Regions from separate parts of the Homo sapiens genome. Here region 1 is linked to region 2. Evidence: chromatin loops called from intact Hi-C (ENCODE). Cell type or tissue: mammary epithelial cell. All regions are shown on one strand. Links, peaks and the distances in the headings refer to the core of each region. The heading gives the core; the rest is flanking DNA.

Region 1 (9,378 bases), core at 498-8,497, 620 kb after region 2:
GAGCCAGGGATGCCTTGCTCCCCATTCTTCTAGATGAATAGCCGTTCATCTTCAGTCTGTACCCCTTTTGAATGCATCCTGAACCCCTGGGACTCCTTTGAAAAAAAAATTCTTCTTTTTTCCTTTCTCCTCTTCCCTCTCTTCACTGATAAGTAACTGTGTCTCCATACTATGGGACACTCCTTTGGATGCATCCTCCAAAGTAGGAAAAGTTAATTTCCCAAACCTTAAACTGGTTAGAATTGGGCTAGGGGAAGGGAACCCAGAAACCTGACATGCCAGAAAAAAGGTAAATTTTTTTTCCAGTCAAGTTTTTGCCCCCTTCCCATCCCTGTACAAACTGGTAAAAGGCCCTGGAATTTTTTAGCTCTCCTTAACCAGCACCCCTTTTGTTTCATTTTGATACATGTCTTCTAATAACCCAGTTTGTCTCTTCTCACCTTCAGGCCATCAAACTCCAAACAGTCATGCAACCAGAGCCTTGGATGATGGCCTCTTCTGCCAGGGACCCTTAGATAGGCCTCTGAGGGAGATCTGACTGCTGTTTTCCCAAAACAGCACCCCCTGTCAGCAGGAAGGAGTTAAGATCAATCTTCATGCTTATCCTTATCCTTATTCTAACAGCAGTTAAAGGTGCTTCTTTAGAAGGGGTAATGATAGAGACAGGAGGCAGCCAAGGGTTCCCTGCACTCCCCAGCAAACCCCGCCTTCAAGCCTAAAATAGCCTGAAGGCTGAAAAACCAGACTGCCAGTTCTGGATGAAGCTCGCCCTTTCCCAGTTTATTCTTTCTGAATAATGCCCACCTGTGCAGTAGGAGGATGGGGTGCAACCTCAGGAAATTTGTGCCATTTGCAGTGGGGAGGAGCCTGGCCTTTCCTGTTCCTGTGTGGTGACCAAGGACTCAATCTATGAGACGGGAAACGTGCTAGCAGAACTCTGTCACTTTGCTGAGAGTTATTTTTTCTTTTTCCTTTTTGCCCTATAAATTCCATTTTCCTCACCCTTCTGTTGTGTTCGCAAGCCTAATCTTTCCTGGTCATGTGACAAGAGCCCAGTTTTAGCTGAACTAAGGAGAAAGTTCTGCAACAGTAGTATGCTGTTTCCTCTGCCTAAAATCTCTACTTAAACCTCTCCATCAGAAGGATTTCCACACCAAACCAAAACATCCTTCCAGACCCAGCTCAAATGCCTCCTCGGGGAAGCCTTCCCTCATTCCTTCTCTATCCAGAAGACCTCTCCCTCTGAGATTCTCAATGCACTTGCATGTTTTTAGTTATCTTGAGAGGCTGAAGGCAAAGAGCAGCACATGACACAACACAGGAGCTGAAAATAGGATGACTGAATGAATGACCAAGTAATGAATGAATGGCTAAGTGATAGATGAATGAATTAATGAAGAGATGGCTTGTGCTAAGAGAAGAGATAGCATTTGAATTGAGATTTCAAGAGGGATCAGATTTTCAAACCAGGAATAAGGTAGGTCAAGTTTAGGCTCTTGACAATGCTACACCTCTTAGCCTCGTAGCATTGACCCACTCACGATCTGCTTGCTGGCAGAGAGATTGTCCCACTTCTCCCAAAAATAAGGTTATGAAACCCTAGTGCTACAAGCTTGGGAGGCAGATCTGGGCTGGAATCCTCCATCCCTTTCTCTGGGGTGAGCCAGCAAGTTTACCTAATCTCTCTTAGCCCTCAATTTTCCTTATCTATGGAGTGAGAAAAACAGTATCCAAATTCTAGTTTGGTTGTTAGGATTTAAGTAGATAATGTCTGTAAAACATTTAGCTCTGTTACTGGCACAAAGTAAATGGTAGCTATTATATTATTATCATCACTTCCTCCCTGGGATCCCCAGGGCCTATGATGTTAGTAAGTGAAAGAGCTGCCTGACCTGGTTGCTGCCCTTTGACACATTTTGAATCCCCAGTGACTGCTTCTACTTGCCAAGCTTTTACCTCCAGAAGTCAGGGCCCATGATTTGTGATTTTTCCCCAGCTAGGTGTATGTGTTTTGGGGACCCTGAGGACCTGGGTGCCCCAGGTGACTGAGCCCAGCCTAGGAGTTTATTCCTGGAGAAGGCTCTGCAGTGACCCCAGTGCTTTCTGTGTGTGGATTTTGGCGGGGCAGCTGCTGCTGAGCCCAGGAAAGCTGGGCTGTGAGACCTGGCCCCTCTTGGGTGGACCACAGCCTCCTTGTGTGTCAGAGAAGAGCTGGCCCACCCACCTAGAGAAAGTGAAGGGAAAGCTGGGCTGCTCCAAGTCCAGGCCAGACCAGAATTTATTGTGTGGGTTTCTCTTAACCCAAAAGGTTTCCTTAGCGAGGAGAGGAGGGGAGGGGAGAGGAGGAGCTACAAGCTAAGACTCTTCTACCCAAGCACCTGCTCCATGTTGGATTCTTTGGGATCCTCTACAGCAGGGCCTTTCACGATTTGAGAATGGCCCAGTTCTCTTCTGTCTGTTGAAGCTTCTGCTACATTTTAAAGAAATGGATAAAAGCTATAACGGGATCATAAAAAGGGCAATTTATAAATTATTAATTAATGTTTTTGACAAAAAATGTATAACTGTATAATCACATTGGGAGAAAGTATAGGGCTCACATTTCAGGCTTTCTGGGCAGGGGAGACTCGGGCCCTCCTAGCCCTGCGCCTGCACACCTGGCTGTCTGATGTGGCCCTCCAGGTGGCGATGGACATGAGGGAACATGTGGTATGTCTGAGGAGAGCAGGCTGTGAATGTGAGAAGAAGGGAACTGGCTGTAGCAATACAAGGTGGGTGCCCCTGGATCTGGGTGTGAGGACTCAAGGACCCCAGTCCTTCCTTCCACAGCCTTCCCCAGCCTTGGAACCACTCCAGGCCTGTCTCCTGTTAGTTTGTAAGTGGTCGTTTCCTTGACTCTGGGAACGCAACCAAGTCCCGTTATTGCAGGATGGATTCCCACACCCTGCCCTGGGCCCCAGGAGTGCTGCTGTCCCTACCTGGACTATGGGTTGCTTTCTGGGGCCCTGAATATGGGAAGAGCAAGACTGAGGCATAGGGACCTGAGGAAAGAGAGGGTAGCCAGAATAACCATAAGGATTGTCTCAGGGCCTAGAGAATCTCTGTGTCGAGAAAAGCAGAAGTGATGCCCCTTGGGCTTTGTGTTAGGCGGATGGGTTGGGGGCAGCTGGGTGGGCTCGCCAGTCTAACCAGGCACAGAGCTGACTTGCTTCCTCTCAGACCCTGTGGCTATCTCTGGTCCAGAGAATCCAGTAGAAGCCTTTGTGCTTGTCCAGAGGCCCAGTGGCCCCCAGGTCTTCCTCTTCACTCCCCAGTCCCCCTCCATCAGCACTTCTCTGCCTAAGGAGCTCCAATAGTCTGATACCAAAGGGCCAGAAGATGCAGGTCCTCAATGCCAGGCAAGGGGTGCGACTTCTCAACAGTAGTGCTTGAAGCTCCAGCATGGATATGTGCAGATTGGTAGGAGGTCATGGAGACTCGGAGGTGCATGCAAGTCGTTGCTGTGGAAACAGCTCAAGTGTGAGGCGCTGGGGGCCAAGGGGGAAAGCAGCGGGTGGAGGAAGGGTCAGCTTCTAGTTCTGTGAGAGGCTGGGAGACTGTTTGAGCCTGGAGACAGGCGGCAGGCAGAGCCAGTGTTAGGCACCATTGCAGCACCATCAGGTCTCCTAGGACAGAAGAAGGGATTGCTTCTGTCCTCTCTGAAGATACCCTGACTGGGAACGGTGGTGGTCTGGGATGTGGGGGGACCCCTGGCCTCTTACAGCTCTGCCCCTGACTCGGTCTTGGGAAATCCACACCATTACTTCCCAAGACTGCCTGCTGGATCACTGTGGCTCAAAATGGGTGGCTTTGCAGAGAATTCTCCTTATTTACGCTCTGCCAATAACTGGAGCCTCTTCCAGGCAGACCATTGTGGGGGTGACTGATAGTGCCAGTGACTACAGTTTAGTCAGCCTGCTAGCTCTGTATTTCACTCCCCTTGAGGAGGTGCTGGCAGAAATCCCAGGAGCCCCATGAGGCTTCCTTTTCTATGCTGGCTGAGGAAGCCACAGCACTGGAAAATTACTGTAAATGTGCGTCTGGCGCCACCTAGTGATCGAGGCCCTCCTGCACCCTGTCAGACAGCTCTCTCAGGAAAGCAGTTTGCCTTCTTGCAGTGCACACTTCCTCAGGCTTTGGTGTGTGTGACGGTCACCTAGGATGCTTGTCAAAAATGAGGACTCCTGGCCGGGCGCAGTGACTCATGGCTGTAATCTCAGTACTTTGGGAGGCCGAAACAGGAGGATCGTTTGAACCCAGGAGTTCAAGACCACCCTGGGTGACATGGTGAGATCCCCCACAAAAATTCCTGGGCTCCAGACCCTGAGGTTTTAACTTAGTTTGTCTGGGGAGGAATCTAATAATGTGTTTTCCTAACTAGTATCTCAGGAATTTGTAAGGCAAGTCTCTGGACTACATTTTGAGAACCAGTCTCTTGAAGGACCATGCCTCTTAAGTGTCTGCTTTGCACAGATCATTATGTGCACTCACTGAGTTTTGAGAACTGTACTGAACACTCCTAAATCTGTATCTTTAGGCAAAGTCTCTTGAGTTTCAGCTGCTATTTTTTGACTGGTTGCTTTCTGTCTCCAGAACAGACGCACAGAATTATCATGGCCAGCTCTGAATTTTTAATCTCTTTACATCATCCCAAACCGCCAAATAACCCTTGTATTAGTCAGGGTTCTCCAGACAAACAGGATGTACATATATTTGGAAAGAGATTTATTAGAAAGAATGGGCTCATGTAATGATGGAGGCTGAGGGGTCCCAGGATCTGCAGTCAACAAGATGGAGACCCAGGAGAGCTGATGGTTGAGTTCTCATCCAAAAGCCAGAAGGCTTGAGACCCAAGAAGAACTGATATTTCAGTGCAAATATAAAGGCAGGGAAAGTTTGTGTCCTGGCTCAAGGCAGTCAGGCAGGAGGATTTCCCTCTTAAAGGAGGGGCAGACATTTTGTACTAATCAGGCCTTCAACTCATTGGATGAAGGCCACTCACAATTAGGGAGCGCAATTTGCTTTATTCAGTCTACTGATTCAAATGTTAATCTCTTCCAAAAACACCTTCACAGACAGTCCCAGAGATAATGTTTGACCAACTTGACCCCATGGCCAAGTCAAGCTGACACAAAAAATTAACCAGCACAAGTCTACTCCTTCTCAACTTGGCATGCATATGCATGTACTTGAACCATGCTAATCTCCAAACAAAGATGGTAACATGGTCATAATTTCACCTACACTGATACAACTGTCCTTTGTACAACAGAAAACACAATAAACCCTTCCACAGAGGAAGAAGCAATGTCTTTGAGCTATGTTCACTCTTCTCTGTGACATACCAAAACTTAAATACTATCATATAAAATTAGCAATACTTAAATACTATGACATAAAGTTAATACATCTTATGTTACATGATAAGGGGAAAAGAGGAGGAAAACAAAGATATTCAACACACACACACACACACACACACACACACACACGCATATGCACACGTATACATATCTTGTTACCTTCTTCCACTACCCATTACATATTTCCCTTATCTTCAGCAAGCACCTCAGCTGTTTGTGGTTCTTTACCTGGTGGGGTGATATAAACCTTTTGTCTGAAGGGTTTGAGCCATTAATAATCTTGTCTGAATTGCGTTGTTTTGCTTTTCCATTGACCTTCATCACAGAGCATGATAATACTAAGAGATATCCTAAGGGATCTACTATATTCCAGAATACTCCTCTTTACCTTCACTGTGGAGCAGTAGTCCAATTTCCCCTTGGTGTCCAGATTGATCATCCCAGCTGACACTGTAACTTCCTTCTTGGGCTGTTGACTTGGAGGAGCGCAACGTGTCTGAGTGTCATTCTTAACTTCCAGTTCAATAGAACCATTGTTGTGTCTCTTGGTGAAGCATTCCTCCCTTTGGAACAAACATCTCTTAGCCACCTGAGCATAAGGCCATAGGAACAGGAAGCAAACATTTTGCTAGTGGGTCATTAAGGGTAGTACTGAGTAGTGTCACTCCCATTTTCATCCCTTGATTCCTGAACCTATAAATCCTGGCTATGAGAAAAAGAGCACCATGTACTAGATGCTGATTCAGAGCATATATAGCTTTGTGGAAAACCTTGCCCTAACCCTGAAAGGTATTGCCACCTAGCTGGCACTGCAACTGAATCTTCAAAAGGCCATTCCACTGTTCTATCAAGCCAGCTGATTAAGGATGGTAGAAAACATGGTGAGACCATTGAGTTCCATGAGCGTGCACCCACTGCCCCACTTCTTCCTGCCTGACTGCTTTTGTACTGAAACACTGTTTTTGTTTTTTTGTTTTCTACCTTCAAACTCTAACTCAAACATTGGCTCTTCCTGGGTCTCAAGCCTGCCAGCCTTTGGACTAGAACTACACCATCAGCTCTCCTGAGTTCCAGCTTGCTCACTGCAGATCTTAGAATTTGTCAGTCTTCATAATTGCATGAGCTAATTTCCTATAATAAATAAACAAAGAAACAATCTCCCACAGAACTCTGACAAATGCAGATTTTGGTACTGACAGTAATGTTTGACCAATTGTCTGGGCAACCCATGGTGCAGTCAGGTTGACACATAAAATTAACAATCATAACTTTTTTGCTTTCATTTAGCTGTTTTAGGAACCATCATATTCCCAGTCACCAAACTAGAAAGCAGGGAATTATCCTTGAGTCTGTCTTCTTCCTTACTTCCCCATAGCTATTCAGTGATTTATGCTGATTTTGCCTCACAGAACTCTGTCTTCTCCTCTCTATCCCGCCTACTATTTGAGTTCAGGCCTTTCTCCATTATTTCATAGATATTTCGATTGCCTCCTAACTGGTTTTACTGATTCTCTCTTGCCCCTTCTTAAATCCATGCTTGATACACTAGCCAAAGGGATATATTTGTTGGTTCACTGTTTAAAACACCTCAATAGTTTCCCATCTCCTAGAGCAGGAATTGGCAACGTTTTCCTATAAAAAGGCACATGGTAAATATTTTAGGCTTTGCAAACCATATGGCTTCAGTCACAACTACTCAGTTCTACTGTTTTAGAATTAACAAAAGCAATATCCAAAATAGAAAAATTCACTGGATGGGTGTAATAGGAAAATGAGATGTCAGAAGAAAGAATGAGTAAACAAATTATCCAATCTTAAGAAAAGAGAGAGGCCAGGTACTGTGGCTCATGCCTGTAATCCCAGCATTTTGGGAGGCTGAGGCAGGAGGACTGCTTAATCACTAAAGTTTGAGACCAGCCTAGGGAACAAATTGAGACCCTTTCTCTACAAAAAAATAGAAAAATTAGCTGGTTGTGGTGGCACATGCCTGCAATCCCAGTTAATCAGGGTCTGAGGCCTGAGGTTTGATTGATCCCAGGAGGTCAAGGCTGCAGCAAGCTGTGATTGTGCTACTGCACTCCAGCCTGGGTCACAGAGGGAGACCCCATCTCAAAAACAAAAAAGAAAAGAAAAAACAGAGAAGAAAAGATATTATAAAGTGAATGGAGCCCCAAGTACCTGTGAGCCAATGACATGGAAGTTCTAACAGAGTGGCGAGTCGCAGAAAGAGAGGAAAACAAGATAGGGGAGGGTAGAGTATATGTGTGTGTGTATGTGTGTGGCAAAAACTTCACAAATTTGATGAAAGACAAAGCTTAAACTGGATAAACTCTAAGAAAACTATATCTATACACATCACAAGCTGCTGAAAACCAAAGATAAAGGAAAAAATCTTGAAAACACCACATTATATATAGAAGAATGATTCAAATGACTATGGAGTTTTCATCAAAAAACCTTGGAGACCAGAAGGCACATCTTTAAAGTGATTTTTTGAAATGACAATCCAGAATTCTATATTGAGGAAAATATCTTTGAGAAATGATAGCAAAATATAGTCATTATCAGGTAAAGGAAAACTAAGAATTTGTCATAAGTCAACCTGCTCTAAAGTAAATGCTAGAAGAAGTTATTTGGTCTAAAGACTAATGACACCAGAGCAAACTTTGGAACTTTAGGAATGAAGAACTAAGAAAAAAGTAAAATATGGGTAAATACAATAGATTACTTTTCTTCTCTTAATTTCTTTAACATAAGTATGAATGTTTAAAGCAAAAATTATAACATTGGTTGGGTTTCCAATATACATGGATGAGATATATATGAAAATTATTTTTTAATGGGAGTTAAGGGATTTATATGGTTGTAAGACTTCTACATTTTACTTAAAGTAGTAAAATATTAACTCTATGTAGACTATAAAAGGAGACAAAAACAAATCATTAGGGATAAATTTAAAATAATAAAAAATAAGTCAGATAAAATATTACATTACATATACATAGTCTAAATACTTCTATTTGTTTGTTTGTTTGTTTGTTTGTTTGTTTGTTTTAAAATAGAGATGAGGTCTCGCTATGTTGACCAGACTGGTCTCAAACTCCTAGCCTCAAGCCATTCTCTCATTTTGGCCTCCCAAAGTGCTGGGATTACAGGCATAACCCACCATGCCTGGCCTAAATATATCTACTTAAAGATCAAAATTTTCCAGATTAAATTTTAAAATCAAGATCCAGGCCTAGTGCAGTGGCTCATGCCTGTAATCCCAGCATTTTGGGAGGCCAAGGTGAGAGGATCATTTGAGCCCAGGAGTTTGAGACCAGCCTCAGCCACATAGTGAGACCTTGTTTCTTTGAAAAATTTAAAAATTAGCAGAGGATGATGGTGCACACCTGTAGTCCCAGGTACTCAGGAGGCTGAGATGGGAGGATTGCTTAAGCTTGGGAAGCAGAGGCTACAGTGAGCTGAGATCATGCCACCGCACTTGAGCCTGGGTGACAGAGTAAGACCTTGTCTCAAAAAAAAAGCAAGACCCAATTAATGTTGTCTACAAGAAAATCACTTTAAATATAAAAGCATAGACAGATTAAAGGTCAAGGGATAGAAGAAATATATCATGCAAACACTAATGAAAGTGGCTATATTAATGTCAGACAAAGTAAACTTCAGAACAAAGAATAATACCAGGGATGAAGAGGGTGATCACATAATGATTAACAGGTTATTAATTCACCAAAAATATATAACAATCTTAAATGTGTATGCACCTAATAACAGATCTTCAAAATATAGGAGGCAAAAACTGACAGAAGTGAAAAGATAAATCAACAAACCCACAATTACAGTTGCAGATTTCAACATTAACCTCTCAGTAATGATAAAACAAATAGAAAATCAGCAATGGTACAGAAAACCTGAAGAAGCTGGGAGCAGTGGCTCATGCCTGTAATCCCAACACTTTGGGAGGTTGAGGGGG
Region 2 (9,378 bases), core at 809-8,808:
GATGTTAGATAATGCTGGCCAATATTTTATTTAGCACTTTTATGTTGATATGCATAAGTTGAATGGTTTGTACTTTAACTTTGTTATTGTGATAAAAACATATAACATTAAGTGCACCATCTTAACACTTTTTAAATGTACAGTTCAGCAGTGTTAAGTATATTCATCCTGTTGTGCAACAGATCTCTAGTAGTTTTCCATCTTGTAAAACTAAAAGTCTATACCCATTCAACACGAATTCCCTTTTCCTCTTCCTCCCAGTCCTTGGCAACCACCTTTGCACATCCTGTTTCTGATTTTGAATACTTTATATGAGTGGAATCATACAGTATTTGTGCTTATGTGACTGGCTTATTTCACTTAGCATAATGTCCTCGAGGTTTATCTATGTTGTAGTATGTAACAGGATGCCCTTTTTAAAGGCTGCATAATATTCTATTATATGTGTATACCATCTTTTCCTTATTATTTTTCTTTTGATGGACATTTGAGTTGCTTCTACCTCTTGCTATTGTGAATAATGCTGTAATGAATGTGAGTGTGCAACTATCTCTTTAAAATCTTGCTTTGAATTCTTTTGGATATATTTCCAGAAGTGGGATTCTTAGATCATATGGCAACTGTATCATTAATTTTCTGAGAACCTCTATATTGGCTGTAGTGACTGTACCATTTGACATTCCCACACAGCAGTGCATAAGGATTCTAATTTCTCCACATCCACATCAGCATTTGTTATTTCCTATTCATTTGATAGTGGCCATCCTAATGTGTGTAGGCAATATCTCATGTGGCTGTGATTTGCATTTCTCATATGATTAGCAATGGTGACTATTTTTAATATGCCTGTTGGACATTGTATATCTTCTTTGGTGGTTTGATTATTCAAGTCTTTTGCCCATTTTTGAATTGGGTTAATAATAATTTTAATCCAATTTTTGTGTTGTTGAGTTGTAGGAGTTGTTTATGATTCTGGATATTAACTCTTCATTGATTATATATCTTAATAATGTTTTTGTCATCTTATTTTTCACTACATATTCACTACATATTTTCTTTCTTATTCTCTAAAGTAAGTGTGTGTGTGTGTGTGTGTGTGTGTCTTACTTTGGTTGATTTGGAAGGTATATGTAGTCTTTTAAATTAGTTTATTGATTACCTTTATATTTTAAAATAATGTATCTAATACTGTCTCCTGTTTCATATTGCCCTACATATACAATTTTAGTATTTATTATTTTACATTGTCAAGATTGATAAAAATGTATATTCTATTATTTCACTATGATTCCTGTATCTCTTTAACTTGAGCTTTATATTTACATAGATTCAGCTCATCTTTTATATGCAACTTTTTTCCAAGTTCTCAGTCAATATGACAATCCCCACTTTACCTATAAGCCCATTGGTATAGGAAACTGTTACTAGATGACTGTCTTAACTTCTAATTAAAATAGATTGGCTTTTTGGGATTATGATAAATCATTTTTCCTATATCTTTCATTAATTTGATGGGGCCTTAATCTCTGCCTAGCAATGTGAAATTTGTTTACTATCTTGATATGGAGAGAGAGATTCAAAGTTGGTCCTTTCAACTTTAAAATCTCTTACTCTGTGACTCTGTGGTCAGAACAAACATGGGGATTATTCCTTTTATTGAGTTTGTTCAAACTATATTCTTAGAATCTAAAAAAATGAGCACAAGATAGGTTTATGGTTCCATGGGCTCACCATGAAGTAGACTCTGATAAAATTCTAATTATTGCTTGATGCTGATATGCTTGCACTCTGACCAGTGAAAAAATAGTGGCATTATAGATTCCCAATAATTAATGTTAGTTGATGTGCAATTACCCATGTCTTAATATTTTAATCCTTGGTGCACAAGATAGTAGGAAGGATGCAGTATGTATTTGTGATATTATTTCAGAACTTTTCCACTAGAGTACCAGGCTTCCTTTTTATTCAAAAGGCTATAGGCTGATACGTTTATTTAGATCCAAAATTTGGTTACAAGGTTGTCATTCTCTACTCTGGTGATCAAGTCAACTCTCTGTTTGCCAGGCCGTATTATAGGAATATCTTACTTATTCAGATTAAATAGGAACCTTAGTGGTCTGGCCATCTCTTTGGTTTAAGGGAACTGATGATTATTTAGCTACCACTAAAGATACGCATTCTTGTATGAGCTGTTTCATACCTTGGAAACATATATTATATTAGAAGAGACTTTACCAAGATCTCCAGACGAGGAAAAGTCAGAATTGCAGAGACAGTGCAGTTGTAGGCGATGGTTTCTCCCGTCTGTCCTCTAGAAGCCAAGATACATATTCTGAGAGTCATTACGATATTGCTGGTTTAGAAAATGTGCTTTGTCCTAAAAGACAGCATTCCAGCCCCTTAGAGTAGACTCCAATTGTCACTATAACTGAAGATCAACCATTGGTAGGTTATAGGATACATAATAAGAACAGTAAATACTATTGCATCAGTTTACAGCCAGCTTCTTTCATAGTGAAGTGAGTTCTGTGATTAGGAGCAATGCTATGGGAGAGATAACATGGTGTATGCAAGGTATTCAGTGAGGATAGATACTGGCATAGACATCATGGGCGAGTTTTACTGCCTAAAATTCTGCACACTTGGAGATTTTTACTTTCTAAGACCTCTAATACTCCCTGGAGTTGTAAAAATTTTGTGCTTCAGATGGTTGTCATATTACAGGCACCCTACATATTCATTTATGTAGGCCAGGCTTTTCTTTTATCTTACTGAATAAATTCTATCTAATGATATTAGCATATCACTCTTTCCATTCTGACCACAGCTCTCCTTTCCATTTTTATCTTGACTATACACATACCCAAAGTCTAACTGAACTGCACCTTTTCTCAACATGCATAGAAAAATCTAATTCTGCCTGTAAAGGCTCACAATATTTTAGATCTTTTTGCAACTTTTCACAGCTTAGTTACTTGTGCGTATCTCTCATTCTGTAATTTGTTCCATTAGCTTTATTTTACAAATAAGAAAGCTGAGATTCAGAGTTTTAAGAGACTTATTCAAAAGTCCACAGATATACACTAGAGACTGATTAGAATAAAGGAAGAGATAATCAAAACCAAATAATACCTCTGTAGAAAGGAACTAACTTTTCTTTTTTTTCTTTTTATTACTTTATAAGATTGAGAGGTTCGTCATCTTTCTTTGTTAATACTTACTAGGAAAGATTTTGATAATATTCATTTGTGATCATTGTGATGTTTATGTTACTTGTACTTGATATTTATTTTTAATAGGAAAAACTCAAAAGAGAGGCAAAAGAAAACACAGCTACTCTTAAAGAAAAAAAAGACAAGGTAAGAGCATATAATTCTCATAGTTTTAAAATACCAATTCATTTTCTAACTTCTACTTAGAAATGATTTTTTGTTTATAAGTAGGAAAATAACATTTTACATATATCATACAATTTCATTTTCTAAATTGTTTCTTGCTATTTATTAATTCAAAAGCATTTTAGCTAAAAATTTCAAAATTTTGTCATTTGGAGATTTGGAGAAGGTTTCAGTCTAATGCAGAAACAAAAAAGAAGAAAAAAAGAAGGTTTCAGTCTTTCTCTACAATTCTTATTATAGTTTTAATTTAATTAGGTACCTCTGTGTTTCTCTCTTAAGAATTTTTTAATGTTAGAGGCAAAATATTTTCATAAACAATTCTAAAGTTTATTTAGATTATGTCTAATTTTGGGTTTTGAGGGGGCTTAATAAATGACATCCTGTTTTCCTCACTTATATTCTGAACCAATTGAGAAAGACAAGGGAGAATAAAAATAATATTTTTATTATTGAAGACTTTATTAAAAAGTATCAATATTTTAAATACTGGAGAATGCAGTTTATATTTGAAGGCAATAGGATCTCTTAATCTTGAAATCCCAAATTAGACAAATTTATCTTCTGCCACAAGTAGAGCTTGACTAGCATAGGTCTACCCACTTGATCATCTGCTCTTGTAAAACTTAGGGTATAAAGGAGAAGAGCAGAATTTATGTGTAATTCTAATAGTTCTCAAGGGGAGTAATAAGGAAGAGGCTGAGCTGTATGTGTCCAGCTTCTCCTTTTCTTTAAATTCACCAATCACATTAAGTAATTTTTTCTCCCCTAAGGAATCAGGAAGAGGTTTGGAATGTTACCCTAGTGGTACTCCCTACATATGGAAGGAAACATCAGTCATAGAGAAGAAGAATACCCCTCAGCTTCTAACCTATTTGATAATATAGGATCATTGCAGAAGAATTTTGATTTAGCAAATTTTTGGTTAAAATGATTAAGAATTTTCTTTACATATAGTGATATAATCTCCTAAGTTCCCACAGAGGTTGCTCTGATTATAGTTAAACTGGAAGGAAATGACACTCAGAGTAGTTTGAGAACAGTTCATTATATTTTATTACACTTGAGTTAAAAGAGAATAAAGGAAAGATGCACTGAACCTGTGAGTGAATACTGAGTGCTTTGTATGTTCCAGACACTGTGCTAGACACTTGAAAACATTATATCTGAAGAAATTATAATCATAATAAAATTATGCAGAATGGTTAGATATAGACTTAAGGAAGTATCTAATGAATATAAGCAAATTGGTTAATCTCCAATATTCTTTTTTAAATTTAGAATGTCTTCATATTATGAAAGTATGTATCACATATTCTTATAGAGATATTTTGATTCATGTACAATTCTATATGTTTCCATTATCAAGTAGATTAGCAAATGCCATATATTTTATCTGAGAGTCTAGATATATATGTTGGAAAATGAACCATATATATGTTGGAAAATGAGAAAAATGATGAATGAAGAAATTTAACTAGGCTTTTTTTTTTTTTGCTGTGCTTTATTCCAACACTACTGAAACATAAGGCTTGTTAAATTTACCAAACGTTTCTGAGTTTGGACAAGTTACTTAACTTCTTCGTGTTTCAATTTTCTCATCTATAAAGGGATAATAATAATACCTATTTCCTAAAGTTGTTATGAGGATTAAATGAGATGGTATTTGTAAAACATTTAAAATAGTGCTTGGGACATAGCACATGCCTTATAAATGTTTGTTTGAAAAATACAACAGAGAAAATTGTGAATTTTCTGGAAAGGGATAGTTCAGTATTGTCACATGAGAATTTTCTTTAGGCTACCAGCGAAATGTCAAATTCCAGATATGGCCACAAGGTGGTGCAGTGACCTTAAATTGTCATTCTCCTACCTGTAGGGAGGAACAATTTGTCCATTAAAGCAGTTACATTTTGGCGGTTCCAAAGTTTACCCCTGATGAATCCAGAGAGCAGTAAAAAAATTGCTCTCATCAAAATTTTGTCATCAACTATGATGTATAAATATGTAGGGAAAAGGATACAGAAATGCAATTCTGAAAAAATTCATACTTGCTAGAAAAAGGATTATGAAATGACAGATCACTAGAATTACGCAGGAAAGATATAAGCCATCTCATTTAGCCTCTTGATTTATAGATGAATAAATTTAAGCTTGGAGATACTTGAAGATTTACTTAAATAATCCGGAAAGATAGGAAAGATCTAGGAGAAAAGACCATATGATGTACCTGGCTCCTAGTTCAATGATTTTTTTATAGTACATGTAGTTGCCTCTTTATCCTATACTCTAATTTAAACGCACTGAAAGTTCAGCCACCATGCTTTCAAATTTTGTCCTTGTATTCCCTTTTTGTGTGTGTGTGCTCTAGAGAATTCAGAGAAAGGAGAGATGTTCTCAGAAGAACATGGTCCTGTAAAGGAGGGCTCTACAATGAAAGGCAGTAGGAGAACTGAAAGAACACGATTCTAGAAAAAGGGGAATTTGAGTTTCACAGCTAACTAGCTGTGGAATTGAGTAAATTAACATGCCTCAATTTCCTTACAATTTCCTTATGAATAATTGCCACGATTGTATTCGTGGAGATGGTGGTGACCAAAGAAACTGTAAAATAGAAAGTGATGAGCATGAGTTTCATGTAGAATCCCACTAAAGCAACTATTACTAGCTTTTACTAGAAAGTTAGGTCAGGTGCTAAAAGAAGCTGTATACAAAGGTAGAGTGAAAGAGAACTGAGGAAACTGAGTTGAAAAAATGTCAAGTATTTAGAGTAAACTTGCAATTTATTTATTTAGAATTGAAGCAAATAGCCATTTTCTCAGTTTTTTTCCCTGAAAATTTTTCTCATTCTTTACTTTCATAATTATTCTCCTTGCTTTTGGAGGCAAGTTAGGCTGGTGGATAGGAAAAGGCTGATATTTTTATAGGTGAAAAAGAAGAAGTATCAATGTATGAAAGAGAACGAATGAAAGTTAGAATAGATTTCCTTCTGACTTTTAGGCTATTGTAATGAACCATAGATTAGGGCTTTTTGCCACCAGGAGTAAAGATTTTTTTTTATTTTTTAAAGAGAATCCTCAACTTTTGGTCAGAGAGTTGAGATATCTTATTTGTTTTCATTTTTAAAAATTTAACTTTTATTTTAAGTTCAGGGGTACATGTACAGATTTATTATATAGGTAAACTTCTGTCATGGGGGTTTGTTGTACAGATTATTTTGTCACCCAGGTATTAAACCTATACCCGTTAGTTATTTTTCCTGATCCTCTTCCTCCTCCCATCCTGCATGCTCCCATAGGCCCCAGTGTGTTTTGTTGTCTCCCTCTATGTGTCCATGTGTTCTCATGATTTAGCTCCCACTTATAAATGAGTCCATGTGGTATTTGGCTTTCTGTTCCTGCATTAGTTTGCTAAGAATAACGACCTCCAGGATATCTTATTTGTTTTCATAGAGGCTCTGTGAAGACAGGCAGGGGCAGATAACATTTGCATCTTAAATGGACAAGTAAAGTGACAAAGAAGATAACTGTAACTTATTCAAACTTATCTAGTCAGTGATAAATTTAGGGATAAATTTGCTTATTTTGTTGTGAATTCTACTAGTTGCTGCACTTTAATTAAAGAAATAAATAATTAATGTGACATTTAGTGATGGTTTTATTCATTCTTGTTGTTCAATGCAGAAAACACAAACATTTTTATTGGAAACACCTGAAATTTATTGGAAATTGGATTCTAAAGCAGTTCCTTCACAAACTGTATCTCGAAATTTCACATCAGTTGATCATGGCATATCCAAAGATAAAAGAGACTATCTGTGGACATCTGCCAAAAATACTTTATCTACACCATTGCCAAAGGTTTGTGTCTAAATTTTCCATGTTAGTAGTAATTTTTTAAATAAATAAATAAAGTTCTGTTATCACCATATATCTGGCATCACGCACACATATATAACTAGTTTCTTGAAAGTTTCAATTTTTTTTGTGGTATCAGCATGAAATGTAAAGACAAGGTCTTGCTGTGTTGCCTAGGATGGTCTTGAACTCCTGGCCTTAACTCATCCTCCTGTCTTGGCCTCCCAAAGTATTGGGATTATAGGTGTAAGCCACTGTGCCTGGCCTTCAACATGAAATTGTTTCATTTTTTTCGATCACTGTCCACAACTTAATGTCATCTTGGGCAGATTTCATAACTTAATAGTTATTTATCAGTGTTTAAGGCCCTGACACAGGAAATCTGATTCTGACTTGACATTTTATAGCATCACCACAGTTACTACTTCCCTTTGCTGTTTACCCCAATCATCTTGCATCTGTAGTCCTTGGCAGTCATCTTGGAGCAGATGCCTCTAGCAAAGTGGCTCAGTTCTGACTGTCTTTCATATAGCCACTTAATCCATGGGGAATTCATACAACTTTTCCATGCTAAATGGCAGTGCAGATGCTTTACTTTTGATCTCTCTTACCTCTCTCTCGTTTCCTTTTCCTCTCCTCAGCTAGATACAAAGACAAACAAATTTGCTGCCTACATTCATATCTAACTAGGGAATGAGATGCCAGTCTTTCTTTCTTGGAAGCACTCCTAATATTCTTTATAAAGATGCTCTTGGAGTTCCTGCCTCACTTGTCTTGGGAGTTGAAAAGGATCTCAATTGTCTCCATCCCACTAAGTTTAAATGTTACGCCTTTTCCTTCTCAGTTTCCCAGTTGTGTTTGATGGTGTCTGCAAGGTGTCTGCAAGTCTCTGAGACTTTGTTTTTCTTCATTTTTTTTCTATTCCATATCAGTTGAATTATATTCAGGCTCATGGATTCTTCTTCTGCTTGCCCAAATCTGCTATTGAGCCCTTCTAGTAAATTTTTCATTTCAGCTATTGTATTTTTTAATTCCAGAATTTCTATTTGGTTCTTTTGATAATTTATTTCTTTTTATTGATATTCCATTTAGTGAGATGTTGTTTTCATGCTTTTCTTCATTTCTTTGACATAATTTTCTTTAGCTCTTTGAACATATTTAAAATAGCTGACTTTAAATCTTTGTCTAGTTAAGTCCAATGTCAAGGCTTCCTCAGGGAGAGTTTCTGTTGTTTGTTCTTTTACTTTTCTATTTGGGCCATACTTTCTTCTTTCTTTGCATGTCTCATATTTTTTGTTTAAACTGGCCATTTAAAAATATAACAACTCTGGAAATCAGATTCTCTCCTATTCCCATGATTTGTTGTTGCTACTTGTTGTAGTTATTGTTTGTTTTGTGACTTTTCTAGACTAATTCTGTAAAGTTTGTATTTTTTGTTGTGAGTGCCACTAAAGGTTCTCCTTGATTAGCTTAGTTTTTAGCTAATGTTTGGACACAAATTTCTTCAAATGCCTAGAATGAATAAATTTCCCAATCTTTGTCAAAGGTCTCTATTATATGTGTATAAGGGCATGCTTTCAACACTTAGCCAGGTAGTTGACAACTCTGCCTTAGCTTTCCATTCCTGCTTGTAGAGAATCTCAAGATTAGCCAGTGGTGAAAACTTAGGGCCTTTTCAGGACCTTCCTGAGCCTATAGATAGCCCTACACATATGCGTGGCCTTCTATATTTCCAGGAATATATCAAGGCTTTTCAAAGCTTCCCCATGGATATTTCATTTCCTAGCTTTTCTTTCAAGGTTTTTGGTTAGTCTTTTGTTTGTCCCAACTATTCATCACTGCTTCACGTTGCTGCAAAGTTAAAACGTTTGTTGTTTTTGACAAATTCTGCCCCCTACTTCACACACACACCAAGGAGAAGGCATTTTTTCACTAGTGAGCCCTCAGGTTGAATGTAATCAGCTATCAGCCTTGTAAGTGGGATCTTGCAGAGACTCACCAGACAAATCAAATACTGACAATTCTTTGGGAATAAAGCTTTGAAAGAGCTTCAGTTCTGTTCTGTTCTGTTCTGTCTGGTGGTTGCCAGGCTGCCCCAGGAACGTGGGCTGTTATTCTTTAAGGAT

The links. Hi-C counts contacts between places; a loop is a spot of excess contacts. Peaks named below come from ENCODE experiments on the same cell type or tissue, not always from the same donor. Only the 100,000 strongest peaks of a DNase experiment are listed, where the experiment ranks them.
Region 1: a loop joins it to region 2, with 20 times the contacts of the local background. A loop is called at or near these places in 55 of 110 quality-filtered maps.

Annotation. Positions count from the first base shown.
Region 1 is chr1:115,591,923-115,601,300 of GRCh38, forward strand. No RefSeq gene overlaps it. Among named protein-coding and RNA genes, the nearest start is that of VANGL1, 45 kb to the right of the region's middle. RefSeq lists an enhancer at 3,946-4,240. In mammary epithelial cell, for the core only: a CTCF peak has its summit at 4,093 (motif pointing left); a DNase peak (open chromatin) is centred at 4,009.
Region 2 is chr1:114,974,258-114,983,635 of GRCh38, forward strand. It overlaps SYCP1 (synaptonemal complex protein 1), which reads left to right. Exons shown (of 32, transcript NM_003176.4): 28 at 3,300-3,359; 29 at 7,079-7,255. Among named protein-coding and RNA genes, the nearest start is that of TSHB, 51 kb to the right of the region's middle. In mammary epithelial cell, for the core only: a CTCF peak has its summit at 5,230 (motif pointing right); no DNase peak of the experiment used is centred there; H3K27me3 peaks cover 459 bases.